Regions from separate parts of the Homo sapiens genome. Here regions 1, 2, 3, 4, 5 and 7 are each linked to region 6. The links are chromatin loops, found by intact Hi-C in ENCODE. Cell type or tissue: endothelial cell of umbilical vein. All regions are shown on one strand.

What was found. Peaks named below come from ENCODE experiments on the same cell type or tissue, not always from the same donor. Only the 100,000 strongest peaks of a DNase experiment are listed, where the experiment ranks them.
Region 1: it touches region 6 in a loop (6-fold over the local background); 10 of 110 quality-filtered maps call a loop at or near these places.
Region 2: it touches region 6 in a loop (4-fold over the local background); 10 of 110 quality-filtered maps call a loop at or near these places.
Region 3: it touches region 6 in a loop (4-fold over the local background); 6 of 110 quality-filtered maps call a loop at or near these places.
Region 4: a loop joins it to region 6, with 18 times the contacts of the local background. A loop is called at or near these places in 5 of 110 quality-filtered maps.
Region 5: a loop joins it to region 6, with 5 times the contacts of the local background. A loop is called at or near these places in 4 of 110 quality-filtered maps.
Region 7: a loop joins it to region 6, with 5 times the contacts of the local background. A loop is called at or near these places in 64 of 110 quality-filtered maps.

The regions. Positions count from the first base shown.
Region 1 is chr5:55,689,966-55,693,965 of GRCh38, forward strand. All of the region lies in intron 3 of SLC38A9 (solute carrier family 38 member 9), which reads right to left. Among named protein-coding and RNA genes, the nearest start is that of SLC38A9, 20 kb to the right of the region's middle. In endothelial cell of umbilical vein, a CTCF peak has its summit at 2,022 (motif pointing left); a DNase peak (open chromatin) is centred at 2,026.
Region 2 is chr5:56,268,748-56,272,747 of GRCh38, forward strand. No RefSeq gene overlaps it. Among named protein-coding and RNA genes, the nearest start is that of ANKRD55, 37 kb to the left of the region's middle. In endothelial cell of umbilical vein, CTCF peaks have their summits at 1,020 (motif pointing left) and 1,971 (motif pointing right); DNase peaks (open chromatin) are centred at 954 and 2,004.
Region 3 is chr5:56,121,824-56,125,823 of GRCh38, forward strand. The region is part of intron 8 of ANKRD55 (ankyrin repeat domain 55); the gene reads right to left. It overlaps LOC101928419 (a long non-coding RNA gene), which reads left to right and starts at 2,278. Exons shown (of 2, transcript XR_241794.2): 1 at 2,278-2,435. It also overlaps the pseudogene RNU6-299P. RefSeq lists a silencer at 449-621. In endothelial cell of umbilical vein, no CTCF peak of the experiment used is centred here; a DNase peak (open chromatin) is centred at 2,148; H3K27ac peaks cover 2,489 bases.
Region 4 is chr5:55,342,123-55,346,122 of GRCh38, forward strand. It overlaps MTREX (Mtr4 exosome RNA helicase), which reads left to right. Exons shown (of 27, transcript NM_015360.5): 8 at 1,209-1,333; 9 at 2,400-2,498; 10 at 2,972-3,074. It overlaps LOC124900979 (a long non-coding RNA gene), which reads right to left and starts at 1,029. Exons shown (of 2, transcript XR_007058774.1): 1 at 753-1,029. In endothelial cell of umbilical vein, a CTCF peak has its summit at 2,442 (motif pointing right); a DNase peak (open chromatin) is centred at 2,479.
Region 5 is chr5:56,038,383-56,042,382 of GRCh38, forward strand. No RefSeq gene overlaps it. Among named protein-coding and RNA genes, the nearest start is that of IL6ST-DT, 45 kb to the left of the region's middle. In endothelial cell of umbilical vein, no CTCF peak of the experiment used is centred here; a DNase peak (open chromatin) is centred at 1,719; H3K27ac peaks cover 1,123 bases.
Region 6 is chr5:56,198,828-56,202,827 of GRCh38, forward strand. The region is part of intron 2 of ANKRD55 (ankyrin repeat domain 55); the gene reads right to left. Among named protein-coding and RNA genes, the nearest start is that of ANKRD55, 33 kb to the right of the region's middle. In endothelial cell of umbilical vein, a CTCF peak has its summit at 2,489 (motif pointing left); a DNase peak (open chromatin) is centred at 2,444; H3K27ac peaks cover 765 bases.
Region 7 is chr5:55,981,065-55,985,064 of GRCh38, forward strand. IL6ST (interleukin 6 cytokine family signal transducer) reads right to left here. Exons shown (of 17, transcript NM_002184.4): 2 at 1,660-1,747. Among named protein-coding and RNA genes, the nearest start is that of IL6ST, 12 kb to the right of the region's middle. In endothelial cell of umbilical vein, a CTCF peak has its summit at 2,004; no DNase peak of the experiment used is centred here.

The sequences.
Region 1 (4,000 bases), 510 kb before region 6:
GGAAAGAAAGAAGCCACTCAGGCAAGCAATTATGGATACAAAAGGGCAATTAAGCAAACAAAACTATTTGAAAAGAGAGGAAGAAAGAAAAATATATAAGGACAATGAATTTGTAAGAATAAAAGGATTCTAATGGGACTAGAAATAAGATCCCAGTCTAACAAAGTTTGTATTTAGATTTTTTTTGCTTTTGTAGAAATTTGCTAAGTTTTGCATATATCTCGCTATGTTGCCCAGGCTGGTCTCAAACTCCCGGCCTCAAGCAATACACCTCCCTCAGCCTCCCAAAGTGCTGGGATTACAGGTGTAAGCCACTGTGCCTTGCCTGTATTTAGATTTAAGGCATCTCTGACTCTAAGGCCAGGATTTGCTAAACACTCTTCAAGTGTTTAGCAAAAAGACAGTTCCTTTGAGGAAAAGTAACAGTGGAAAGTTGGAGAGAAGAGAGGGAGGCCCAAGTGTGAGAGAATGGAAGGGAAAGAGGATGGAGAAGGGTATAAAAGTAATACAATTAGCAAGTTGGCCATCCGCACTAGCCACTGATTAATGACCAAGGTCCTAGTCCATCTGTTTAACACTGATGTCAAGTTCCTCAAAATATAATTTATACAACTCTGGAAACCACCCCTCCTGGGAAAACTACTTTTCTGTCTTTTGTTGAACATCTGTATAATCCCAGCTATGAAACCATCAAGCCTCAATTACTTCCAATCACTGTCACTGGGCCAGGATCTATCTACTGTTACCTATTAATAGATAAACTCTTCACTTTGCCTTAGTAAATATCATTGTACTAGATTCCCCAAAGGAACTTTTTGTAAAGTGCTAAGAGGACAATCTGAGATGTGGAGTTAGAGATGTCTTAAATCTAAATATAAACTTGTTAGACTGCGACCTTATTTACAATCCCATCAGAATCCTTTTATTCTCTCAAATTCTTTGTCCTTATATATTTTTCCTTCTTCCTCTCTCCTAAGACCTTAAGTACCAAAAAGAGTCAACTTAGGCTGCTCTATAGTGACAGTATTAGTGACAGGTAAAACAGAAAGACCAATTTACAGATGTGCACGCTAGAGGACATTATAAAAAAGAGTGCCACAGCATACCTAGGTTGTTTGAAGGGCAGTAGGAATGCTGCCTGTACCCCACTTGGCTTATCAGAGCACCTGAAATGTTCTCAGTTAGAAAAATCTTGAAACTTTTGGTTAGGACTTCATATTTACCGGATTCTCCATGTTAAAATGCAAATAGCCATGGAAATGTAATAGACTAAGTCTCTGACATATCCAATTGTTTTCCATTATAATACCAAGCTGACAACAGAGCCCTGGAGGGAATAGGACAGATAAGTACTGGTGAATAAGGGGCAGAAGAAAAATATGGTTTACAAAGAATTGCCTAAGGGGTTAAGTCTGAGTGAATTCCTGCCCTGGGTAATACTGGGCATACAGAGAAGGATATGAAATCCCTAGGCCCTGGGGAAAATGGAAGAAGAGGAAACAGAGATAGAGAAAGACTGAAAAACAAGAGAAGCTCAAAAACAAATTAACTATTTCACAATCTGTTTGTAGGCTAGCTGGATGGGCAACTTCCCCAGGGCATAGTCCGAGAATAGCAGCAATCCTGAATATGCAGCAACATCAAGCAATACTGAAAATCAGGTTCTATCTTTGGCTACCAGAAAGTCTGAGAAAAACAGGAAAGTAACCTCTTAGACTGGTACTTGCTAATGGAATGTAGCACATATATCAAGATAGGAGACTTCTAAACCTTTCTGTCCCTCCACTCACATTCCTTATTCCACCCCCAAATCAGGGGGAAAACTGGTGGGGGAGGGGTATGCAGAATAAAAAGTAGGCCTGCATAGTTTGAAAAAGCCCCCCAAATGACTTGACATATATTATTCCCCTATAACAACAAGCTCCTTCCTCCACCTAAGTTTAGTTAGACCCCAGTTCCACTAAAAGGATAAGCGAACCATCATACTTTCAGTCCAAAGCAGTTATTAAAATTATGTGATTTTTATTGCCACCTAGTGGAAGAGATAGAAAACCACAAGCTAAACTGAGGATAAGTAATCTAAATATATACTTGACATACTCTGACAGCCAAAGACAGTTTCTCAAAGTATGGTAATATGTAAGATGATTGTAAGTAGCACAAGAATAAATGCTATTTAAACTAGTTGGTATTTAATGCAATGCGTATTAGAAAAAAAGCATAAACAACACTTCAAATCCATCGTTTTACAAAGCTGGGTTGAGGCTAAATTAACCCTAATTTTAAAAAGTAAATAGATTTTTGAAGAAACATTCACTTATATTATACAGGTACTATTGAAGATATTGCCAAAGTCATAAGGTAACTCTAAAATGACTACAGTTTTGGAAATAGTTGTCCTAATCTGGTTCTTCAAATGGAAGATAATTTTCCCACAGTGTAGATGAGTTTTATTTATATATGTAATGTGAAGTAATCCATATTTTAACAGAAATAACAATGTTTGAAGGTACTTACATTTTTTCTCATTAAATAGTTTGTTTTCCTAAACAAATTATTCCACAAGCAAATTAGCATTTAGTACTGCTAAGTCTCTATATTTGCCTTTCTTAAAACATGCTTACCTAGGTAGTTATGCCATGATTGTAAATAGCTGATTCCCTCTCATTTCAACAAGTTTCATTATAGAAAATATATTGCCATTTAATCTACGCAGTTAAACAAATTTACAGAGAACTGTTTGAACTCCTGCCAACTTACTGTAATGGAATGCACTTTAATGACTTACATTCTGTTGTCACAGTGGTCAATTATTTATCACAGAATTTAGAATTTTCAAGAAAACCCTGAGCATTCAAGTCAGCATTCATTAGTGCTTATATTTACTGACATTGGATTATATAAGTAAGAATCAAAAGTCTTATTTCATTATCTTTTCTGATGGCCACTATAAATGACAATGATAAATTTCTCATGTGATAAATTTCACATTTCCACCTCTAGTTTTAAGAAAGACTAAAAACTTAAGTATGTGCGAATGAAAATAGGATTATCAAGATTAGCTTAAACCAACCATCTTTCATCTCTTGGATGAAGACCCATTGTGACTCAAAAAAATAAGGATTCTGTTGACATTAAGGAATAGGTAGGGTTGCTGATTAATTGTTGGGTGTCTACCTAACAGTATCTGCCACACCATCCCGCCTAAAGCACTCAGTTTCCCTCTGAGGGGGCAACCATCTTACAGTTTCCTATTTACTACCCAAAACTTCATTTATACATATTATATTTATTTATTTTTACCCAAATGGTGGCATACTATACACACTGCTCTGTACTTCAATTTTTCACTTAACAAAATAAGTTGAAGACTTGTTCCATTTTGATATGTAATAAAGCCACCTCCTTTTTAAGAGGAAAAAATATTCCATTGTATAAATGTGCCACAACTTATTTATCCAATCCTGTAAGAAATTTTGATTGCTTTTAATCTTTACTACTATAAAAAATACTGCATTACACAACCTTGTACACATACAATTTTTGACAATGTGAATTAATGCTTAGAAGTGAAATTACTGATCCATATAAACTTTGGAATAGGCTGCTGGCATTTTAGGGGGGAAATCACATTAAATTTATGGATTAAAATTTGAAGACTATGACATCTTCAGAGTCTTCCCAATGAGAGCAGAATATGCCTCATTTAATTCTTTTTATTACATCATATTTTACTGATTCTAATATACATATTTAAACACTTCTAATTAAGGATGAATCTCATAATCTAGAACACTTTTTCATCACTGCCAGAGCCAGGCGTGGTGACTCACACCTGTAATCCCAACACTTTGGGAGGGCAAGGTGGGAGGATTGCTTGAGCCCTGGAGTTCAAGACCAGCCTGGCCAATAAAGTGAGATGCAATCTCTGCAAAAAATAAATTTGAAAAATTAGCCAGGTGCAGTGGTGTGCACCTGTAGTCCCAGCTACTTGGGAGGC
Region 2 (4,000 bases), 70 kb after region 6:
TGTGTCCATGTGTTCTCATTGTTCAACTCCCACTTATGAGTGAGAACATGAAAGTGTTTGGTTTTCTGTTCCTGTGTTAGTTTCCTGAGAATGATGGTTTCCAGCTTCATCCATGTCCCTGCAAAGGACATGAACTCATCCTTTTTTATGGCTGCATAGTATTCCATGGTGTCTATGTCCATTCTATCCATTCTTTATCCAGTCTATCATTGATGGGCATTTGGGTTGGTTCCAAGACTTTGCTATTGTGAGTAGGGCTGCAATAAACATACGCATGCATGTGTCTTCATAGTAGAATGATTTATAATCCTTTGGGTATATACCCAGTAACGGGATTACTGGGTCAAATGGTATTTCTGGTTCTAGATCCTTGAGGAATCACCACACTGTCTTCCACAGTGGTTGAACTAAATTACACTCCCACCAACAGTGTAAAAGCATTCCTATTTCTCCACATGCTCTCCAGCATCTGTTGCAAAACAAACAGTTTATTTCCTATACAATTTGCTCATTGTCTATAACATTGGGAAATAAAGGAGAAAAGTGTGACAAGTGACTAAATAATTTCAGTGATGACTAGGACATTTGTGAAGTTTATCAGCCAACAAAACATAATAAAATTGAGTTGGTCCCTAGTCTCCCAAATATCCCCTCTCTGCAGCTCTGGAGGGCTGTGACGTCAACGAGGAATAATGGCTCGCGTCCACGGTTCTGGTTGTTTTCTCCTTCAGTTTTCACAATTCTTTTTTTTTTTTTTTTTTTTTAAGTGCTAACCTGCTTTCTTTCTCTCTGCCAGGGGTGGATGTGATTACAAAGCTCTTCTCAGCCTCAGGTAAAGATTATTGTTACCTGTGGTCCTGAGAGACCTGGCTCTATTTCTCAAACCTTTTGTATGTGTGCTGGGAAACCCTAGGGTTAAATGTCACTTCTCTAGAGAGCTGGGGGAACTTTCACCACCACAAAGTGGCCTAATCCCACGCTCTGTCTGAGGGTTTCTCTGGAGTCCCTCTGCTGGCCATGAGAAACAAGAGCAGAAAGCAGTTCTTTAGAATAAGAAACCCAGAATTTTGTATTTGAAAGTGATACATAGAGATGTAGAGAGGCAAGACTTTTCCTGCTCAGCAAAGGGAAGTCACACTCAGGTTATGATCTAAAGCAGTGAGACTAGGTGCAAAATCAAAATTAATTTAATACAGGGTACTGGAAAAAAATAATTCCTTTGAGGAATAACTGGAATGTACAACTAATGTTTGGTTTTTAGAACAAGGCTGGAAGGCATGTTCCTTACCCACAAATACTCCGCCTTTCCCCCAGGTTGCTTTGGTCTGGTCTAATTCATGAGTCAGATTACCAAGGTATCATACAAATAGACAGACGCCATACAGATACCAAACTGAACCGATGGAATCAGACACTTGAGTGTGCGCAATTGATGCAGCACTCTGATTACGGACTGGGCTTTGTGGTCCATTGGCCCTGGGTTTCATTAACTGTCCAGGCTCCCTCCAGAGACTCAGGGCATGTTTTGTTGCTGTGGGTGGTGCTCTTGCTCTATCAAAGGGACCGCAAGAGAGTATGCGCTTCAGATGATGACCAGTATAGGTGCTGAAGGACTTCTTATACAAAAAGAAGCAGCTCCTGGTGTTTGTCACCAAAAGGATGAGAAAAAGAGAAATGAAAATCAACCACATATGCAACAATGTCATATCTTCTCGACTCATTTTCTGATCAAACGAAAATGAAAATAAAATCCATGCACTATACAATGACTTAGAAATATCTACCAGCCCAGAGAAGTAGATAAAGAGTGAAAATATTTCAAAGGAGATGGATGAGAAATAGATGGCACTTGGTGGAAAGTCCTGACAATACAGCAAAGGAGAAACTGGTCACTTGTGTTTAGGAAAGGGCAATGTACTGAGGGGCCTTGGCCATCCCTGAGGTGCAATGCATGACAGCAGCCAGTGGGGGTCAGAGGTGCTCCATGGCTTAGAGCGCCTTTAACCCTCAGCCTGCAAATCCTGCGCACAGGAGACCAGCTGGACCTCCTTTGGAGCTGGTACTTCCCTCCAGGCAGAGCAGAACTGTGAAAACATAGGAGGTGGTTGATCTCATATGCTTTACCACAAGCGCACTTTTGACTTCAAGACAGTTTGCTGATTTTATTTTTTCTTTCACTTATTCTCTTCCCGTTTCTCTTGTTCCCAGCAAAAACCTCTCTGTTGATCATGGATACAGGACAGTCATCTCTCTGAGTTAAGCATGTGAACACCCAAAATCAAGGACTATAGCCTGTTTCCTGAACCCTTATCTCTCTAGGGTACAGAACTTTTTTTAAGTCACTGGCAGTTTGGAGACAATGCTTAAGTGGGTGGGTGGTTCTGGTTGGTTTATAGGTACACACGGGCATCCGGGCTGGAGGTGGCTCACACAAGCTCATGAGAGCCAGTTGTGTAATCTCTTCCCTGCCCCTAGTTAAGTGATGTCATGTTGGTAGCTTGATGTTGGCCATGGTGGGAGTATTTATGCTACAAAAATGGCCATTTACTGCAAATCAGGACTACCCCTCTCCCTGCAGCACCCCAGAAAGCTGGTTGTTAAATACAATGAGTACACCAATGGCCCCAGGGCAGGTTTAAGAGTCAGAGAAGGTATAAATTGCTGGTCAGGCCTGGTGGCTCATGCCTATAATCCCAACAGTTTGGGAGAGTGAGGTGGGAGGATCACTTGAGCCCAGGAGTTTGAGACCAGTCTGGGCAACATAGTGGGACCCCATCTCTACAAAAAAATTGGCTGGGTGTGGTGGCACACACCGGCTACTAGGGAGGCTGAGGCAGGAAGATCACTTGAGCCCTTGAGGTTGCAGTGAGCCATGATTGTGCCACTGCACTCCAGCCTGAGTGACAGAGCAAGACCCTGTCTCAAAAAAAAAAAAAAAAATTACTTAGCCTCATGTATGTTCATGTTCAGGCCACAATGCATCTAGTGAAAAGAAAAAGGAGCAGTGTTTGATTAGCTGAGAGGATCTTCCAGTATGAACCATTCCAGAAACTATAGTCAACAATCCTTTAAAGATGCCTTTCCTATTAAGGGCAAGCAAGAAATTAAATAAAATTTTTGTTTGTAATTTTTAACAGTTGAATTGCAGTACTAAGTGGCTCATGAAGCCATGCAACATCTTTTTCCTTTCAATTTTGAGCCTTAGGAAAAATGTGAGCTTTCTTAGAAAGCTTGTAACATCAGATTTATCGTTTTTATGAAGCAAAAATCCAGAATAAAAACAGTGGCCACCAGGAACCATTGAACAATACATGTTTGCTCATGTCATGTTCATGTACAACTCATGGATTTAAAGGCATAAAGTTAGCTTTTCTCAGAGAAAACACTCTATCACATTCATGGATTAACTTTCACCCTGGCCAGTCTATCAAAATTACTGGAAGACACACACATTCAAGGAGTTTGCTGTATTATAACATTTGCAACACTTTCTGCAAAGGAAATAGGTTTAAGTCATTAGATCACAATATATATTTTTATCATTAATGAAATGTTTTCAGATAGATTATCGGCCCCATGGGGTTTCTGGCCATGCAAGGAAGATGGCTAAATGGGGGTGCTAGCTCTCTGGGCTTGGGAGATGGAGTAAAAGCAGTGGGCAGGAGGGCTGAGGAAATAAGTCATTATAATGAGGCGGTGGGAGCCAGGTTTCTCACTGCAAGAAAAGAGTAATAAACATAGGAAAGAAGAAAGCTAGAATGAACGCTGTGGTCTATGGGATTAGGATGAGAAGTTTTGGTGTAAATTTAGAGTTTGCACTATGTGGGGTTGGATAAAGAAACAAAACGTTGATATACATTTCTGTGAGTCTGTGCATACACTTTATATCTTCATGTGTGCGTATGTATACACATTCACACATGTACACAAATACATACATTTCCTAGCTTTGTACTAGAGAGAGCTTGGGAGTAGTGAAATCCAATAACAAAGATCCTAC
Region 3 (4,000 bases), 77 kb before region 6:
CAAAGACAAAATAATTCTGGGTAGAATTAGACCCTGAATTTTTTTAACTCTGTGAGTAGAAATAAGAATTTCCACTATTCATTTAAAGAGCACCTACTGTTTTCTAGGAGGTCAAGGCTTGGCTTTGTCTTGGATGAAGGACTCTGCCTGTGTTTTGGTAACCTGTCCCAGTGGGTTTTTAAGTGTGCCTAATGTACAGCAAATACTTCGATCTAAAACAGAAGTTTGAGAAGCTGAAGCTTAGCTGAAGCATATAAAAAGTCAACTTGCTGGGAGATAGAGTTGCATCTCTGAAGATTATGTTTACTCTAAAAAAATGTTTCTTAAGTGTAGATTTATAGCTGCTCTGTGCCTATGCATTATTATTTTTGGAAGCTGTGGACTTGTAGTAGCTTAGGCAGTTGCCAGCAGGAGATCAGAGTTTGAGAGCTTGGAGGTGGCCTAAAGACGATTAGCCCTGGCCATCAGGTCATCCTGGAAAATACTGTGAAAAGGTACTGGACGTTTGATTCTACACATAGTTGTATTCAAGATTGAATAAACTAGGCCAGGCACGGTGGCTAACATCTAGAATCCCAGCACTTCGGGAGGCTGAGGTGGGTGGATCACTTGAGGTCAGGAGTTCAAGACCAGTCTGGCCAACATGGTGAAACCCCTAATCTACTAAAAAAAAAACAAACCCAAAATTAGCCAGGCATGGTGGCGCACACCTGTAGTCCCAGCTACTCGGGAGGCTGAGACAGGAGAATCGCTTGAACCAGGGAGGTGGAGGTTGCAGTGAGCTGAGATCGTGCCACTGCACTCCAGCCTGGGTGACAGGGTGAGACTCTGTCTCCAAAAATAAAAGATTGAATAACTATATTTTGGATTAAGTACTGATGTCACAAAACTATGTTCTGATTTTTTTCTGGGGGTGTAGGGAGAGGCAAAGGGCAAAGGGCAAGTTGACATTCCTTTTTTGAGATACGGTCTCACTCTGTCACCCAGGCTGGAGTGCAGTGGTACAATCACAGTTCACTGCAACCTTCACCTCCTGGGCTCAAGCAATCCTCACATGTCAGCCCCCTGAGTAGCTGGGACTACAGGCATGTACCACTATGTCCGGCTAATGTTTGTATTTTTTGTAGAGATGGGGTTTCGCCATGTTGCCAAGGCTGCTCTCGAACTCCTGGGCTCAAGGGATTCATCTGCCTCAGCCTCCCAAAGTGCTGGGATTACAGGTGTGAGCCTGGCCCACATTCCTATGAATGGGGTCTTCTGTGCAAAGAATGACTATCCCTCTGGTAAGTCACTCGGGAAATGGGCAGTCCTGGGGCAGGAAAGGAGGTCATGGAAGACCTCTCCTCAGCCTTGTGCAGGGCCTGAACCTTGGGCAGAAGGGCACTTCTGAGAGGGCCAGGTGGTCTCTCAGGCCTGGAGGCAGCCTGGCAGCTGGACAGAGAAGGGCTGGGTTGGGTATATCTGTGAACGGGGTTGGACATGAGTATTTGGAGAGCATATATGTATGTATATTGTGTGGCCCCAGAATTACCAGGTACAGATTGTATCTTCTGTCAATTAAACACCTTTTTCCTGTTATGCTAGAAGCAGCAATTTTATAACACGTAATAGGGCCATGTATTTTTCAACACAGTGATCAATCACACTGCATATTTGAATGTGGCAGATGTGATTAGTTCCATTCTATGTGAGAGAGGTCTCCAGGAGACATTTATTCTGAAACAGGACGGGTCCCCAGCAGATTATGTCCTCCCATTTAGACAGTGTATTGCCAATAAATTCAGCAGATGGAGGGCTGGATGTTGATCTAGTCAGGCTTACCAACATGTGATGATTCACTCAGAAGCTTTGTGAAATACTCCTTCATGACAATTACTAAGACCGACTGTTTAAATTCCTCTGACCATCAACATGGAAGCGATCCAGAAGAACAGGGTTTTGCTGAGTAACGAGGGGAGCATATAGATAATCTCTAATATACTCATGTCCTTGGGGCCAGTCTGTGGTACCTAATTTCAAGTTGTCTAAACTTTAGCTCCTTCTTATCTCTAAGCTTCAGGATGTCCTGCAAACACAGCCAATCTGCCTCAGCTGTCACAGCAGGGGGCTAAAGGGCAGGGCCCATGATTCAGAAGGAATTCAGCAGAGACAAGAGTGGGCGGATGTGGTGGCCGCTGAATGGCAGGAGATAATGGGTCCAAGGATGCAGCGTTGGTTGAGCTATCAGTGACTGAGGAATGATTAATGAAACATGTAAACATTCCCCAGAGAATTCCCAGAAATACACAGAGAGCAGGACTTGGTAACAGACTTTCCTCTCTGAAGACAAGTAAACTGCATATTAAAGCGGACTGTGACCTCATAGACTGATGAAATTTGAAACACTTAAGCTACATATGCTGCTTCTGGGTTATGTGTTCTGTGTCATATCTTAGGTAAGTACTACAATGTTTTAAGTACCATAGACTTATGATGTGTTTTACTATCTGGGAGGCCTAGTTCTTCATATTTTCCTTCTACCTCTTTTTATTACTACTTTACTTTTCTTTCCTTTTCACAAAAACTTTCAATAGGAAAAACTTTCACTAAAAAAGAGAAGAAGGAAAGGGAAATCACAATTATTGTAAATACTTAAAGCACATAAACCTGTGCAAACTTTGAAAAATTAAACTATTTATTTTTGTTTTTTTTAATTTTTTTTTGAGACGGAGTCTCGCTCTGTCATCCAGGCTGGAGTGCAGTGGCACAATCTCAGCTCACTGCAACCTCTGCCTCTCAGGTTCAAGCAATTCTCCTGCCTCAGCCTCCGGAGTAGCTAGGATTACAGGCGTGCGCCACCACGCCCGGCTAATTTTTGTATTTTTAGTAGAGACAGGGTTTCACCATGTTGGCCAGGTTGGTCTTGAACTCCTGACCTTGTGATCTACCTGCCTCAGCCTCCCAAAGTGCTGGGATTATAGATGTGAGCCACTGTGCCTGGCCCTGAAAAATTCAACTATTAACAGAAGCTTATAGCTTCAGCATGAAGGCAGAATTTCATGTTTTGCTGCAGAAAACGTGGAAAAAAATGGAGGCTAGGATTTGATCAGTACATGAGGCCTCTGAATTGAGTACTGGATTGGAAAGGACTCTTCTGGATATTTTACTTCCTTTTGAACTCTCCTTATCTTTGTACTTTCTTTTTTCCCCTTAGTTTTACTTTCCACCATGAGGCCTAGAGAATTGGATTTTCTTTGCTAAGTGGGTGGTATTGCAAAATGGGAACTATTCTGTTCAAAGCTGGTTCTAGGAGTGTTTTGAAGTAGATGAACTTTCCCTCAGCCTGCCTTTCTGAAATTTGTTCTTTTTTTAAAAAATGGTTAATTCACTTTTTTCCTAATGTAGCTTATGTTCTTCTACTTTCTTACTTGCTTAGGATCAACATCTGCTCTTAGGAAAACACTTACTTTTTTCTTTTTTCTTTTTTTTTTTCAGACAGAGTCTTGCTTGCTTAGTAACCCAGGCTGGAGTGCAATGGCGCGATCTTGGCTCACTGCAACCTCTGCCTCTTGGGTTCAAGCGATTCTCCTGCCTCAGCCTCCTGAGTAGCTGGGATTATAGGTGTCCGCCACCACACCTGGCTAATTTTTGTATTTTCAGTAAAGATGGGTTTCGCCATGTTGGCCAGGCTGGTCTCAAACTCCTGACCTCAAGTGATCCACCCATCTCGGCCTCTCAAAGTGCTGGGATTATAAGTGTGAGCCACCACACTGGCTGGAAAATGTCTACTTTCAATGATTTATACTTTAATTTTACTTAAAGTCATTTAACCATCTCCAACTTCTGAGACCTATGTAGAACTCCCCATTTTTTCCCTGAGTTAAAAGAATTTCAGGTATTAATAGAGAAGATTAGCGTGGCCCCTGCGCAGGGATGACACACAAATTTGTGAAGTATTCCATATTTTATAAAATAATTTTTAAAAAAAGAATTTCAGGTATCTGGGAGTAGGAGGTGCTTT
Region 4 (4,000 bases), 860 kb before region 6:
AGGTCTTGAACTCCTGGACTCAAGTGATCCTCCCACCTTGGCCTCCCAAAGTGCTGGGATTACAGGCGTGAACCGCACCCAGCCTTGCTTCTTTAAATAGTGGACAACATGATATTATTTTTCCATTAAGATTTCATTCAAGTACAGCTCTTTAATAGTAACTTTTGCTGGGTGAGAAATGCAAATTCAAATAAAGCAAAAGAAATTAAAAGATGGCGTGCTTCTAATAGCTCACCAGTAGAACTAATGTTACAGAATTTCTAAAACTTCTAGCTTGCAAAGTTAACTTTCCTGATTTTTATTTAGTTCAGTAACTATGAAATATGTGTTTATGGTAAAAACAAAAAGTGAGGATTATGAAATAAAAATGAACAAAAAGAAAAACTTACAAATGCCCCTTACTTAGGCTGTTACGCTCTCGTAATGAAAAAGTAAGTATGCTTGGAATTTGTAGGGTGCTGGCAGGGCTAACGTTAACAAACACATTGAAAAGTTAAATGTTTAATATGTACACGCTTAAAATAAGATTTAGTTTTTATTTAAACTAGCTCACTAAATCAGCCTGTATTTATGGAGAAAGCAATAGAATTTAAGAAATCATTTACCCTTTGAATATTTCACCCTTTCCAAATTTATAAAATTAAGCTCTTAACAGAGTTGTTTTGGTTTTAGAATCAGAAATCCTTTGTTGATTTGTCTATTTTAGGAGGGAAGCTGTCAAACTTTTTCCGTTTTAATAAAAAATGACTTACGGTTTTATCTTTCATCAAGTCTTTCTTTCATCTCCAGAGGATCACAAGGATAATTTGGGTGAACGATGCCGTCTGGAATAGGAATAGTATCTTCTAAATGTGTTGCTATAACTTTCTACAAGTTAGTAACCATTACTTTTCAATGTGCAGTAGAAATACTGTTCCGCTGCCTTGTCATTGAGGCTCTTGTTAGGTTGTTTGGAAAGATTAACCCTGGAATTGCTCTTTGTAGGCTATTTCAGAGTACATTGTATTTATAGTGGTTTAGTCTACTAATTTTCTACTGGATAGATTAATGGTGAGAAATAGTTTTCAGTAAGGTTCTGTGGCTTAAAATATTCTTGAGTAAAGTCTGCATTTCTAACTATAAAGCTTCAGAGAATATAATTTTAGATATTATCACAGAGTGACACTGTAGTCCAACTATAGTCCAAAGTATATATTTATTTTTTTCAGAACGTGGTGTAGTATGGGAAGAAACTATTATTTTGCTTCCTGATAACGTCCACTATGTCTTTCTTTCGGCTACTATTCCAAATGCCCGACAGTTTGCTGAATGGATTTGCCATTTACATAAACAGGTATTTTTTCCTCCTTTTTTGATGTCTTCAATATTCAAAATGTTACAGATTAGTCTTGCTTTACTCTCCCTTTGCTTTTCTCCTGATGTTGTCCAGAATAATAAAAAAAACATTTTAATGGTAAACTGCTTCTCAAATCAAGCAGCTTATCAAAATCAACTGACTGACTTTTTAGAAATGTTGATTTCTGAGCCCCATCTCAAACCCACTATATCTAAATCTCAGGTAATAGTGCCTTGGGAACTCCAATTTTAAAAATTCCCCAAGTTGATCTGATGATCTGCCAGGTTTAGAAACTACTGCATTTACTCAAATAGTTATCCATGAGTACACAGAATTTCCCCTAATGCCTTGGTGCCAGGAAAAGCTGGGCATCTCTGGAGCATTTGATTTGATTTTTCTCATGTAAACACAGACTTTTTACTGACTTTCTGTTATTGCCTTTCTAGTCTGACTTTAGCGTCTGTATATGCTTGTAATAGGCATTTGTTTATGTATACTGAATTTATTCTTGCTTTTATTTTTCTGCCCTTAATTTTCCTTTACACTGATGTTCTCATGAACTTATCTGTTTATAAGCTCCCTGATCGTGTTTTTATGGCATTCTCCCATATTGCTTCTGTAGGATAGAAAAATCCAATGGATCTTGGGGAGAAGCTAGATCAAGTGCTGCTTTATACTAAGGTTTTGAAAAGCCTGGGTGGGGCAGAAAAGTTCCATTTTACTTCATGGATCCTTTGTATCACCGTATACCTCCTCTATAGAAAAATAAGCATCTTTCCGTAATTACAGCATTCCAGGGCTAGGTAATGGGTAGTTGATGCTCAGGTCATGTATTTAGCCCTGGTTAGGGAATTGGTAAGTTGGGAAGATGGTAGTATAATTTCATAGACCTAATTTTTCTACGTTTTTCTCTTGCCTGGGTTTTAGTGAATTTTTTGAAGTGTTTTCTTTTTGAAATGTTGAATTCATTACTTGATTTTCTTAAGATCTTTTAGGTTGGACTAAGATACAGTTTTATTTTGAGGAAATAAAATTTTGTATGTTTAATTCTTTCTTTTTACAGCCTTGTCATGTTATTTACACAGATTATCGGCCCACTCCATTGCAACACTACATTTTTCCAGCAGGGGGAGATGGCCTGCATCTTGTGGTTGATGAAAATGTAAGAGAGTAATTGTCCTTTTTAAATCTATAATGTCATACTTTATTATTAATATCTTGTTGTTGTTGTTTTTAAATTTTGAATTAGAGAAGAATGGAAAAGATACATTTGTTTGTCTTAGTTTTAATCAATCGATCTTGATTTTTTTGTGTGTTTTTATTTCAAACATTATGTTTGAGACTTGTGTTTTTCTTATGCATGAATCAGATTTCCCTCCTTTCCCAGTATTTAAAAATACCTAGAGAATAGGGGTTCTGGACATGTTTCAGATATCTTATGTTTTGCTTTTCTTCATTTTTTATTCCTTCTTTTTCACCTTTTAATACCTCTTACCACAGATCATGTTTGGACTATTTTAGTGGCTTTCATTATTATACTAAATTATTTTTATTTGGGGAAGCCTTATGTATGAAAAATGTTTGAATTATGATTAAGTATTAGTGAAGTTACACAGAAAAAATTTGTGATTCCAGGGTGACTTCAGAGAAGATAATTTTAATACTGCAATGCAAGTGCTTCGAGATGCAGGTGATTTGGCCAAAGGAGACCAGAAAGGGCGGAAAGGAGGAACAAAAGGTAATTTGGAACTTTGCTTTGAGAGAATTTTACATGTAAATTGTATATTCAGATTACTCTGATATTTTTTGTCTTAGTTTTTTTTTCTCAAGCTATGTAAAGGTCTAGACGATATGTGATAAAATTGGATAAATATTTATCTTTTTTGTATGACATTAAGTATAATTTACATACTATAAAATTCACTCATCTAAGTATACAATTCAGTAGTCTTTAGTATATTTACAGAATTGTGCAGCCATCACCACTGTCTAGTTCCAAAATATTTTCATGAACCCAAAAAGAAACCCTGTACACATTAACAGTTATTCTCCCTTTTCCCCCAACCTTTCCCTTCTCATCCCGCAGACTTAGTTAATCATTAGCCTGTTTTCGATCTCTGTGGCTTTCCCTTGTCTGTGCATTTCATGTTTGGAGCAACTGGCTTCTTTCACTTAATGTAATGTTTTCAAGGTTCGTTACTTTTAATTTTTTTTTTTTTTTTTTTTGAGACAGTGTCTCGCTCTGTCACCCAGGCTGGAGTACACTGGTGCTGTCTTGGCTCATTGCAACTTTCTGCCTCCTGGGTTCAAGTGATTCTCCTGCCTCAGCCTCCCAAGTAGCTGGGATTATAGGCACCTGCCACCATGCCTGGATAATTTTTGTATTTTTAGTAGAGACGGGGTTTCACTGTGTTGGCTAGGCAGATCTCAAACTCCTGACCTGAAGTGATATGCCCATCGTGGCCTCCCAAGTGATGGGATTACAGGTGTGAGCCACTGTGCCCGGCTATTTTGTTCATTTTATGCTATATGTACTCATTCCTTTTCATGGTTAAATAACATTCCATTGTATGGATATACCACATTTTGTTTCTCCATTCATCATTGGATGGACTTTTGGGTTTTTCTGGTTTTTGACTGTTAGGAATGCTGTTGTAAACATTG
Region 5 (4,000 bases), 160 kb before region 6:
CTGCGGCCTTCCGCAGTGTTTGTGTCCCTGGGTACTTGAGATTAGGGAGTGGTGATGACTCTTAACGAGCATGCTGCCTTCAAGCATCTGTTTAACAAAGCACATCTTGCACCGCCCTTAATCCATTTAACCCTGAGTGGACACAGCACATGTTTCAGAGAGCACAGGGTTGGGGGTAAGGTCACAGATCAACAGGATCACAAGGCAGAAGAATTTTTCTTAGTACAGAACAAAATGAAAAGTCTCCCATGTCTACCTCTTTCTGCACAGACACGGCAACCATCCGATTTCTCAATCTTTTCCCCATCTTTCCCCCCTTTCTATTCCACAAAACCGCCATTGTCATCATGGCCCGTTCTCAATGAGCTGTTGGGTACACCTCCCAGATGGGGTGGTGGCCGGGCAGAGGGGCTCCTCACTTCCCAGTAGGGGCGGCCGGGCAGAGGCGCCCCTCACCTCCCGGACGAGGCGGCTGGCCGGGCGGGGGGCTGACCCCCCCACCTCCCTCCCGGACGGGGCGGCTGGCCGGGCAGAGGGGCTCCTCACTTCCCAGTAGGGGCGGCTGGGCAGAGGCGCCCCTCACCTCCTGGATGGGGCGGCTGGCCGGGCGGGGGGCTGACCCCCCCACCTCCCTCCCGGACGGGGCGGCTGGCCGGGCGGGGGGCTGACCCCCACACCTCCCTCCCGGACGCGGTGGCTGCCGGGCGGAGACGCTCCTCACTTTCCAGACTGGGCAGCCAGGCAGAGGGGCTCCTCACGTCCCAGACGATGGGCGGCCAGGCAGAGACGCTCCTCACTTCCCAGACGGGGTGGCGGCCGGGCAGAGGCTGCAATCTCGGCACTTTGGGAGGCCAAGGCAGGCGGGTGGGAGGTGGAGATTGTAGCCAGCCAAGATCACGCCACTGCGCTCCAGCCTGGGCACCATTGAGCACTGAGTGAACCAGACTCCATCTGCAATCCCGGCACCTCGGGAGGCCGAGGCTGGCGGATCACTCGCGGTTAGGAGCTGGAGACCAGCCCGGCCAACAAAGAGAAACCCCGTCTCCACCAAAAAAATACGAAAACCAGTCAGGCGTGGCGGCGGCTGAGGCAGGAGAATCAGGCAGGGAGGTTGCAGTGAGCCAAGATGGCAGCAGTACAGTCCAGCTTCGGCTCGGCATCAGAGGGAGACCGTGGAAAGAGAGGGAGAGGGAGACCGTGGGGAGATGGGAGAGGGAGAGGGAGAAATAGAATCTTAATTCTTTTTTTTTTTTTTGAGACAAAGTCTTGCTGTGTTGCCCAGGCTGGAATGCAGTGGTGTCGTCTCGGCTCACTGCAACCTCCGCCTCCAGGGTTCAAGCATAGAATGTCTCTCATAGCCTCTTGTACCACCTCTCCTCTTGTTCTCTGGAACACCGCTCTGTCTTCTCTTCTGTCCCTGGAACATACCAAGAGTGTATTCACCCTAGAGCCTTTGGACTTGCTACTCCCACTGTCTGGAACATCTTCTCCTAGCCCTTGGTGTGTGTGTGCCTCCTCATTATTCAGGCCTCATATGCAATATCCATATTCCCACCCTTTCTGCTCTCAGAGTACCCTGTTTGTGTTCTTCATGGCATTTACCATAATCTGTAATGATCTTGTTTATTTGTTCACTTATTTGTGTCTTTGCCACCTGGAATGTAAACTCTATGACAGCAGATAATTTTGTCTTGTTTACTTCTGATTTCCTGGAATCGAGAACTGTGGCACATAGAAAACACTAGAAAAATACCGTTTTTGCCTGGGTTCCCTCAATAAAATAGTCTGTTATCAGGGGTTGCATGCATTTTGGGAAGTGAATCATGCAAGAGGAATGAGGTTGGGGAAGTAAAACAGTGAAGGAGGGAAGGCCAATACAGATATCTGTTGTAAGTGGTCACTGCAGTGGACTACTCAAGACTGGATTGTGATGATGGGCATCTTCTGTGAAGCCATGTGTCTAAGAACTGTGCATTCTAGGGAGAGTGGAAGGTGTATCTACCCACCAGATTCTGTTTCAGCTTTGAGTCAAGGGCTTACGTTTCCATGGATGCATGTAGGACCAGCGACATGATTTGCAAGGCCCAGTGCAAAATAAAATTACAGGTCATTGTTCAAAAAGTATTCATAATTTCAAGATAGAGATAGTAGAGCCCTAAACCAAGAATGAGGCTCATCTGAGCACAGAGTCCTGTGCCACTACACAGGCCTCGTGCCCTTGCCCTCATGCGCTAGGCCAGGCAGGTTCTTGCAGCATCCCACTGATGTCAGAGTGTCAGAGAAGCCCCAGAGCATGAGAGCTGGAGTGAAGAAGCATGGCTGAAGTCAGGTGCTGTCACGTTACACCTGTAGGAAGCAGGTTGCACAGCAGTGGTTGGAGCAAAAGGTGGACTGAGAGGATGTCAGGCCTTGTCACTTGAGATAACAAGATATCCAAAACAATAAATGAGTTTAGAGTTTCTACGGCTTACTGTCATTTGCCAAAAATTCCAGAAGATTTAAATGGTAATTTTGAGAGTAATTACTCTTGTAGTTTTGATGATGCTAATGGATGGAACTCTTGTGCTTTCCCATTGAGTATGATCATGGTATTGATTTAAATGACTATATTTCCTATGTGAGAAGCCCTATTCCTTATTATTATTTTTAATTGAGACAGGATCTCACTCTGTCACCCAGGCTGGAGTGCAGTGGCACAATCTTGACTCACTGCAGCCTGCGCCTCCTGGGCTTAAGCAATCCTCCCACCTCAGCCTTCCAAGTAGCTGGGACCACAGGTGCACACCACTACTCCTGGCTAATTTTTTTTTTTTTTTTTTTGGTGGAGACAGGGTCTCACCATGTTGCCCAGGCTGGTCTTGAACTCCCGAGCTCAAGCGATCAGCCTGCTCTGGCCTCCCAAAGTGCTGGGATTATAGGAGTGAGTTATTGTGCCCGGTTCACAATTTTCTAAGACACCTTAGATAGAAACTCTGTCCAATAGAATGTTCTGTGATGATGAAAAACGTCTTGTCTACACAGTTTAATATGGTAGCCAATAGGCACATATGGCTATTGAGCACTTTACCTGTGAGGAACTGTTGGTTAAATTTTATTTAATTTTAATTCATTTAGGCCAGGCACGGTGGCTCACGCCTGTAATCCCAGCACTTTAGGAGGCCGAGGCAGGCGGATCATGAGGTCAGGAGTTCGAGACCAGCCTGGCCAATGTGCTGAAACCCTGTCTCTACTAAAAATACAAAAATTATCTGGGCGTGGTGGCTGGCACCTGTAATCCCAGCTACTTGGGAGGCTGAGGCAGGAGAATCCCTTGAACCTGGGAGGCAGAGGTTGCAGTAAGCCAAGATTGCGCCACTGCACTCCAGCCTGGGTGACAGAGCAAGACTCCATCTCAAAAAAAAAAATTAAATTAAATTTAAAAAGATTAATTCATATAAATTTAAAGCACCATGTGGCTAGTGGCTACTGTATTGCAGAGTGCAGCTATTGATAGCAAACGACACTTGTACATTCTACCAATGGTAAAATTCAAGTCTTTACTTCTGTTCAGTCTCTCTGTGAGCTCCACTAACTCAGTAAGTTATCTCAAGCCTGCTTTATTTTAAGGCAATGGATTCTAGATCCAGGAAAAAAAGTTCCATTTCCCTATCTTGTGTCCAAGGCAGACATAGCTAATTGACCATGGCATTTTTATTTTCTCTGAGTTTAGAAGTAGCTTTGTCATCTTTCTCACAGTGAGGATCTGGAAAGCCACTACTCGTTGAGAGGGGGTAACAATAAACTCATATTTATTGAGGGCTAACTGCGTGCCAAGTACTTTAAGTTACATTAGAAGTAAATCCCAGTCCCTCCAACCACACAGATCTGCATTGTCTTCTTTGTGTTGGGAACCAAGATACTCTTCCAACTGGGTTGGATGTCAACCTGCTCAGCCACCTCCATGGGACAGACCAATCAATCATTCAAAGGACAAAGGAATTTATTTCTCCCCTCACAATAT
Region 6 (4,000 bases):
CCAGCACTTTGGGAGGCCGAGGCAGGCGGATCACGAGGTCAGGAGATCAAGACCAACCTGGCTAACATGGTGAAACCCCGTCTCTACTAAAAATACAAAAAATTTAGCCGGGCGTGGTGGCGGGCGCCTGTAGTCCCAGCTACTCAGGAGGCTGAGGCAGGAGAATGGTGTGAAGCCGGGTGGCAGAGCTTGCAGTGAGCCGAGATCGCGCCACTGCACTCCAGCCTGGACGACAGAGTGAGACTCTGTCTCAAAACAAACAAACAAACAAACAAACCCAAAAAAACCCAAACACGTGTTTATATCTAAGAGTTGAAATAAAAACTTTAACAAAGGGTGGAATAAGGAATTTTACAAATTCTCTTTAGAGAAACCAGCTCTAAAGTTTTAGGGTTGAATTGTGCTCTATTTCAATTCCCTTACCTCTCTAGTTTTCAGTTTATATTAGTTAAATTTTAATAACTTTGCAGGGCCCGGCAAATTAATAACCTACATGAAGTATTTTATCAGAGGGAAACTAATCTTACTGCTGAGCAGTGTGTTGTACTACATAGTGAATGTTTGTGTTTTGGAATCTAACAATTATTTAAGGTAATGGTGTTATGAATGGTTTAAAAATGTCTGGTGACTTGCTTATTTTAAGTGATCACCATTAAGTCAGAAAAATGTATTTTTAAATGTTTCTTAAAGTGGCTTTTGAACATTTTTAAACAGTTGATTTAAATAATGCATAAGATAAATTACCATGTTCAAAGTTAAAAAAAAAAAAAAACTTGGGTGTGGCTTGGTTTGGTGGCTCACGCCTGTAATCCCAGCACTTTGGGAGGCCGAGGTGGGCGGATCACAAGGTCAGGAGATCGAGACCATCCTGGCTAACACGGTGAAACCCTGTCTCTACTAAAAGTACAAAAAAATTAGCTGGGCGTGGTGGCGGGCGCCTGTAGTCCCAGCTACTTGGGAGGCTGAGGCAGGAGAATGGCATGAACCCGGGTGGTGGAGCTTGCAGTGAGCCGAGATCGCACCACTACACTCCAGCCTGGGTGACAGAGTGAGACTCTGTCTCAAAAAAAAAAAAAAGAGGCCGAGGTGAGAGGATCACTTGAGACCAGTAGTTGGAGACCAGCCTGAGCAACACAGCATCTCTACAATTGTGTTTTAATTGTAATATGTATATATATGAAATGTGTAAAAGTCCGTAAAAGCCTGGAAGAACGTGCATCAAAAAGTCTATAGAGATAATCTCTTGGATATTCTTCAGAACTTTCTATATTTTTCAAATTCTCTATAATGAATTTATGTTCTTTTATACCTGTCAGAATAAACCAAATTCAGGCTTACTAGCTTTAATAAACTAATACTAAGGGGGTACACAGAGCCTAGCATATCTATAACTAAGAAAGCAAGTCCTTGCTGTTTGATAACATCCTAAAAAAGAAAAAAGTATGTATTTTGCTAATTCTGACCTTTATAAATACTCTAGTAGGTTTTTTTTTAAAAAAGACATAGGTATGTATTTTAATTTTTATTAATTTTTACCTAAAAATTGGAAGAATAGACAGCCTTAAGATCATTTCTTTCCTTCATTTTTCATGGTCAAAAAACCTAACTGATTTCTGGATGTATCATAAATTATCCAATGTCAAGGGCTTAGCATTAATACTGGTATGTCAGACACGTAATAGGCTATTAAAAATGTTTTAGATTAGAGGACCTTCCTTAGAGTATCTCAAGTTTTACAAAAAGTTCCTTTTTTAGAGCTTCATATGGTGGCTCTGTCCTTGGGTTATTATGGAGCTCTTTGGGAAAGCCCTTGACTGCATCGGTTACTGGGCCCATTTTGTTGAAATTACCCAGAAGTTAGCTTGACATTTGTTCTGCCTAAGCTGTGACCCTTTTGCAAAAGGGCCAGGTCAGTGGAAGGGCACATTGGGTATTGCAATTTCAAGAGCTCAGACCAGGGTAATTTGGGGAGGCTTTCTTTGGTTTATTCTATTCTGAGGATTCTTGGGTGACTAAACACATCCTAGGGTCACCAATGATGTCTGGATTCATTTTGGACAACCACAGAGGACTCTGAAGCTCTTTCTTAGATTGTTCCTTGAAATAGAATTGATTGCCTCTGAAGAACTCATTCATCCATTTACTCATCTACCATATGCTAGTAAAATTGTAGTTACAAAGGCTACAGAGTTTCTGTCCCTAAGAAAGACATGCCCTAGTGGGAAGACAAATGTCTTATTTATGATTGAGACATACTGGAGATATTATGGCAGGACGGGAAGAATCACTTCAATGAACAGTTTCCTGGGCATTCCTCTAATTCCCTCTCTCCCCCTGCGGGATTATCCTGAATGCTTTGAAGAAACTGCATTCTTAGGGGTACCCAGAATGACCTATCCACAAAGTGGCGTCTTTCCACCTTTAAGGAGCATGCCAGGCCTTACACTGCACCACGATGGCTTCATGGGACAACATTGCCACCCACTGGTAATAAAGAGTCTCTGTGGACCTTCACCTGGGCCCTGAGTCAATCTGGAACTCTTTGGCCATGCAAGAACAAGTTAAAGGTCATTGATACAGCTGGCTGGCATTGAAACAAAATTAGTCTCATGTGACTTTTTTCAAATATATCAGGTGACACAAAGCATACATATAGAAAAATGGTAAGAGCACAAGCTCTGGGGCCTCACCTCTAGAGTCTGATTCTGGCACTGCCACTTACCTGCTAGCTATGTGACCTTAGGCAAGTTGCTTAACATCTCTATGTCCGTTCTTCACTTGCCAAATGGATAAGAATAGTGCCTCCCCCTTAGGGCTGTTCTGAGAGCTAAATGAATTAATTCATATGAAGTGCTTAAAGCAGTGCCTGGCCCAGAGTAAATATTCAAAGTGTGTTAATTAGTGGGGTGATTCCTCAAAGACCAAGAGGCAGAAATACCATTTGACCCAGCAATCCCATTACTAGGTATATACCCCAAGGAATATAAATCATTCTATTATAAAGATACTTGCATGCATATCACAATAGCAGCACTATTCACTGTTAGCAAAAACATGGAATCAACCTAAATGCCCATCAGTGATAAACTGGATAGAGAAAATGTGATACATATGCACCATGGAATACTATGCAGCAATAAAAAAGAACGAGGTCATGTCCTTTGCAGGGACATGGATGGAGTTGGAAGCCATTATCCTCAGCAAACTAATGCAGGAACAGAAAACCAAACACCACGTGTTCTCACTGATAAGTGGGAACTGAATGATGAGAACACATGGACACATGGAGAGGAACAACACACACTGGAGCCTGTCAGAGGGGGTGGTGTGGGGAGAGGGGGAGCATCAGGAAGAAGAGCTAATAGATGCCGAGCTTAATATTTAGGTGATGGGATTATCTGTGCAGCAAACAACCATGGCACACATTTACCTATGTAACAAACCTGCACATCCTACACATGTACCCTTGAACTTAAAATGAAAGTTAAAGAAAAAAAAAAACAAAGTGTGCCTGTTGTTATTATTATCCAAATTACTACTTTGACATTGATAGGCACTTGTGTCTCCTTGCTCTTAAACGAGACCCTTTGCCTTGTGCAGCAGGCTGTAGTAATTTTGTGAGCAGAAACATTTTTACCATTTCTCATGTCTTCTCCAGTCCCTCAGGGTGTATTTCCTGAGATGATAAGAGTGTTTTAGAAAGTGTCAGTCATATGAGAAGAAGAGAGTTTCTTTCTAACATTTTAAAGGGAAAAATAGCTCCGAACTTTCCACATGTACCAGTTGAGGGAACAAACATGCAAAGTGACCTTCATACCGTGGGAGTGGAAAAGAAGAGATTTCATTCTGTGGGGAGGAAGTCTTGCAACAATATTATCTCAAGAGTAAATATCTGACTGCAATCAGATCTTTCTTCCTAACCAAATTTGTGATGCAACACATGTTGTGTTTCTTTGAATGTTAGCATCTCTGTGCTCTTGCGGGGGTAGGTTTTCTGAGC
Region 7 (4,000 bases), 220 kb before region 6:
AACAAGAGGTCCATGAAAGAATTTATGATTACTTCAAAGCAATTAGATTTGTTTGAGTAGTACCATGGAACACAAGCAAAGCGAACTAGGCAAAGGTAGATTCCACATTTCACATTTAGAAAGTAATCTTTCCTAATTTTTAAAAGATTGTAATGGAGAGGTGATGAAGAAACATCTATTATGGGACTTGATTTCATAGTCCAAATCTAAGAGATGAAGACACAGTAACACTATATAAAATATTATATGCAATACAGTTAACTTCACTTGGGGCTTGCTTAAAAATTGACAGAATTATGGCCGGGTGCGGTGGCTCATGCCTGTAATCCCAGCACTTTGGGAAGCCAAGGCAGGCGGATGACAAGGTCAGGAGTTCAAGACGAGCCTAACCAATATGATGAAGCCCCGTCTCTAATAAAAATACAAAAATTAGCCGGGCATGGTGGCGCACACCTATAGTCCCAGCTACTCAGGAGGCTGAGGTAGGAGAATCACTTGAACCTGGGAGGCGGAGGTTGCAGCGAGCCAAGATCGTGCCATTGCACTCCAGCCTGGGTGACAGAGCGAGACTCCATCTCAAAAAAATAAAAAAAAAAATTGACAGAATTGACAGTAGTTTGCTTATTTTTTCCCTCCTTTCCTTCTGTTGATACTAATATTTAATTTAAAATTATATTAATAGCACTATTACCTCACCTCTTGCAGAGTTTTCTATGCATATATTATAACCATACATTGCATACACTAACCTTCCTTGAAATTTGCAGGTAACTTGAGAAGCTTCTATGAAGCCAAAACCTAACTAGTAACCATAAATACAGGAAAGATTATTTCTGAAAACCAAAAGCTGTAATCATTCCTCAACTATGGTGATATAACATGGTAGTGTGCCGAAAGGAGCTAGATGATGTATAACAAGTATTGCTACTTTTAATGTTAGAGAAACAAAGTTCATAAATGATTTATTTAAAATAGAATAAATTCAAGATTATCCCTATAGTTGTTCATTCTCATTTACTTTCATTTCCATATGTTTTCTCAAGTGAGAGAAAAAGCAGTAGAGTTACAATGGATAAATATTTAATGGTTAGGCTCTTTATAAATTATTTTTGTCACCTATGGATTGTGATTTTTTTTTCATTTTCTAACTTAACCTAAGGATGAAATAAAAAGCACGAATATATTTAGATTTACATTGCATGTGAAAAAGAATGTCAATATAAACTTTGTTACTATGGTAACATTACTATTACAATTGTAGAACAGTATATGAACTAAAATTGCCAAATAGAAGGCAAAATAATGCTTGTTGAATTAATAAGTTGCGTGGGGATCAAGATGAAGAAAATTTCTATATATCTTTCACAGTACAGTGTTACTGTGAATAAACTGCCAGAAGTTGGTAATACCTACACAAAATTAACTAATTATTAAATTAGTTTTTAAATTATCCACTCTGTTCTCTTCCATTAGTATCAATTATGAGTTCATAACAATTAACACTAGGATATTATTTTACATTACACAAAATGTTGTCACATAAATTATTTCACTTTAGTCTCCTAATATCCTAAAGAATCAGGTGAGTAGGGCAGGGATTATTTATTGGAACTTTGTAAAATAAAAAAACAAAAAATTCAGACAAGATCAATTACTTACCCAAATCACAAAATTAGTAAGTGAAGGAGTAGGGATTTGAAGCTAAGTCTTCTACTTCTAAATGTCATGCTTTTTCCATTGGGTTTCACTGTAAAGAGAGGAGAGTCTTGTTCAGAAGGCTGGCTTTGATAATTTTATTATATGTGTACTTTAAAAATCCCCATCTGCTCTTAGGCTTTTGGGTTTGCAGAAAGTATCCTACTTTAGATATGTTCTGAGCTTCAGAATAAAATAAACCCATAAACACTTGTATAAGAGTATTCAAATATTCTAGTGCTTTTTTTTTTTTTTTTTGAGACAATGTCTCACTCCCATCACCAGGCTGCAGTGCAGTAGCACAATTACAGCTCACTGCAGCTTGAACTTCCCAGGCTCAGGTAATTCTCCCACCTCAGCCTCCCGAGTAGCTGGGACTAGAGATGGCACCATCATGCCTAGCTAATTTTTTTATTTTTAGTACAGATAGTGTTTTGCCATGTTGCCCAGGCTGAGCTCAAAGGGATCTGCCCACCTCAGACTCCCAAAGTGTTGGGATTACAGGCATGAGCCACCGCGCCCAGCCCTAGTGCTATGATTTGATATACGCTTGCAAACATTATTGGCTCACCCACACCTAATGCAAACTTCCCTGACGTCTATGTAATGTCACAGAAACATGACAGGAACATTTATGACAGACGGAGTTCTTTAACAATCACATATTTCTTCTTCTACTAGCACTAAATTAAGCCTGCTAACAACTATTCTATGTAACCAGAGATAAAAATCCATTTTAAGATTTGTTCACTTAAATTCTAGCTTAAGTACTAGTGCTCCTCTTTGAAATACAACAAGTAACTTCAAACTTAGGCAAGGAGTTGAATCTTCCATTATTGTTTCATACACATTAAGCCTTTGATATAACTTAATAACACATAAGGAATTAAATTTATAAAAATATTTTTTAAATGTCTAATGAAAAGAAACTGAAAAAATGCCATGTGAAAGTGCACTATAATCCCACCAAGAGATAACTACCATGAACATTTTGGTGGATATTCTTGCAAAATTTTTTATACATGTATTATATAACTTTACATTGTATAAATATACACACTTTTCTATTTTACAAAGATGGGATCATGTAAGTGAGAAATGTTTTATAACCTTTTTCACTTAACACTACATAGTGGACATCTTCATAAGTTAATATATAGAGAGTAATTCCTTGTAGCCTTTGCTCAAATTCACCTCCTCATAGAGATCTTCCCTAACCACCCTGTGTTTCTTATACCCCTTTACTGATTTTTTTTTTTTCTACAACACTTAACACCTTCTAAAATAGGCTAGCAAACATTTTCTGTAAAGGGCCAGATAATAAATATTTTAGATTTCGTGGGCTTTAAGTTCTCTCTTGCAATTAGTTAACTCCGTTATTAAAGTGCAAAAGCAGCCATACACAATATGTAAATAAGTGGGCATAGGTATATTCCCATGCAACTTTATTTATAAAAATGGCTGCAAGCTGGATTTGGCTTATGGGCTATAGTTTGCCAACCCCTGTTCTAAATACAATATAATTAAATTAATTTTCTTTTTGTTTGTTATGGGCTGAACTGTTCCCCCCAAAAAATATGTTGAAGTCTTAACCCCAGTAGCACAAAATGTTACTCTATGGGCAGATTTAATTGGATGTTATAGTGGAGTATAATAGGCCTTTAGTACAATATGACTGGTGTCTTTAAAGAGACAGAGCCAGGAAGAATACCATGTGAATACACAGGCAGAGATTGGAGTTATGCAGCTGTAAGCTAAGGAATCTCAACGACGATGGCTACCACCAGAAGCTAGGAGAGGCAAAGGAAGATTCTATCCAAAGTCTCAAAAGGACTTCTAGCCTCCAAAACCTTGAGAGAATAAATTTGTTGTTTTGAGCCACCCAATTTGTGGTACAGGTTGAACATCCCAAATCTAAAAACTGAAATGCTCTAATTCCAAAACGTTTTGAGCTCTGGCATTTTGGATTTCAGATTTTAGGATTTGGGATGCTTAACTTTAAGTATATAATGCAAATACAACACAAACTGAAAAAAAAAAATCCAAAATCCAATATACTTCTGTTACTAAGTATTTCAGGTAAGGGATACTGTAACAAAGGGATGCTCTATTACAGTAGCCCCTAGGAAACTAACACATAGTGTGTGTCCCCAAAATAGAAGGTAAGTGAAGAGTGGAATGGCTAGGCCCTACGGCAGGTGTGTGCTTGGCTATATCTTCTTTGATGATGTGTCTGTTCAAACATATTGATCAACTGGGTTTCCTGTTTTCTCATTAAGTTTTGAAAGTTCTAAGAAGATATTCT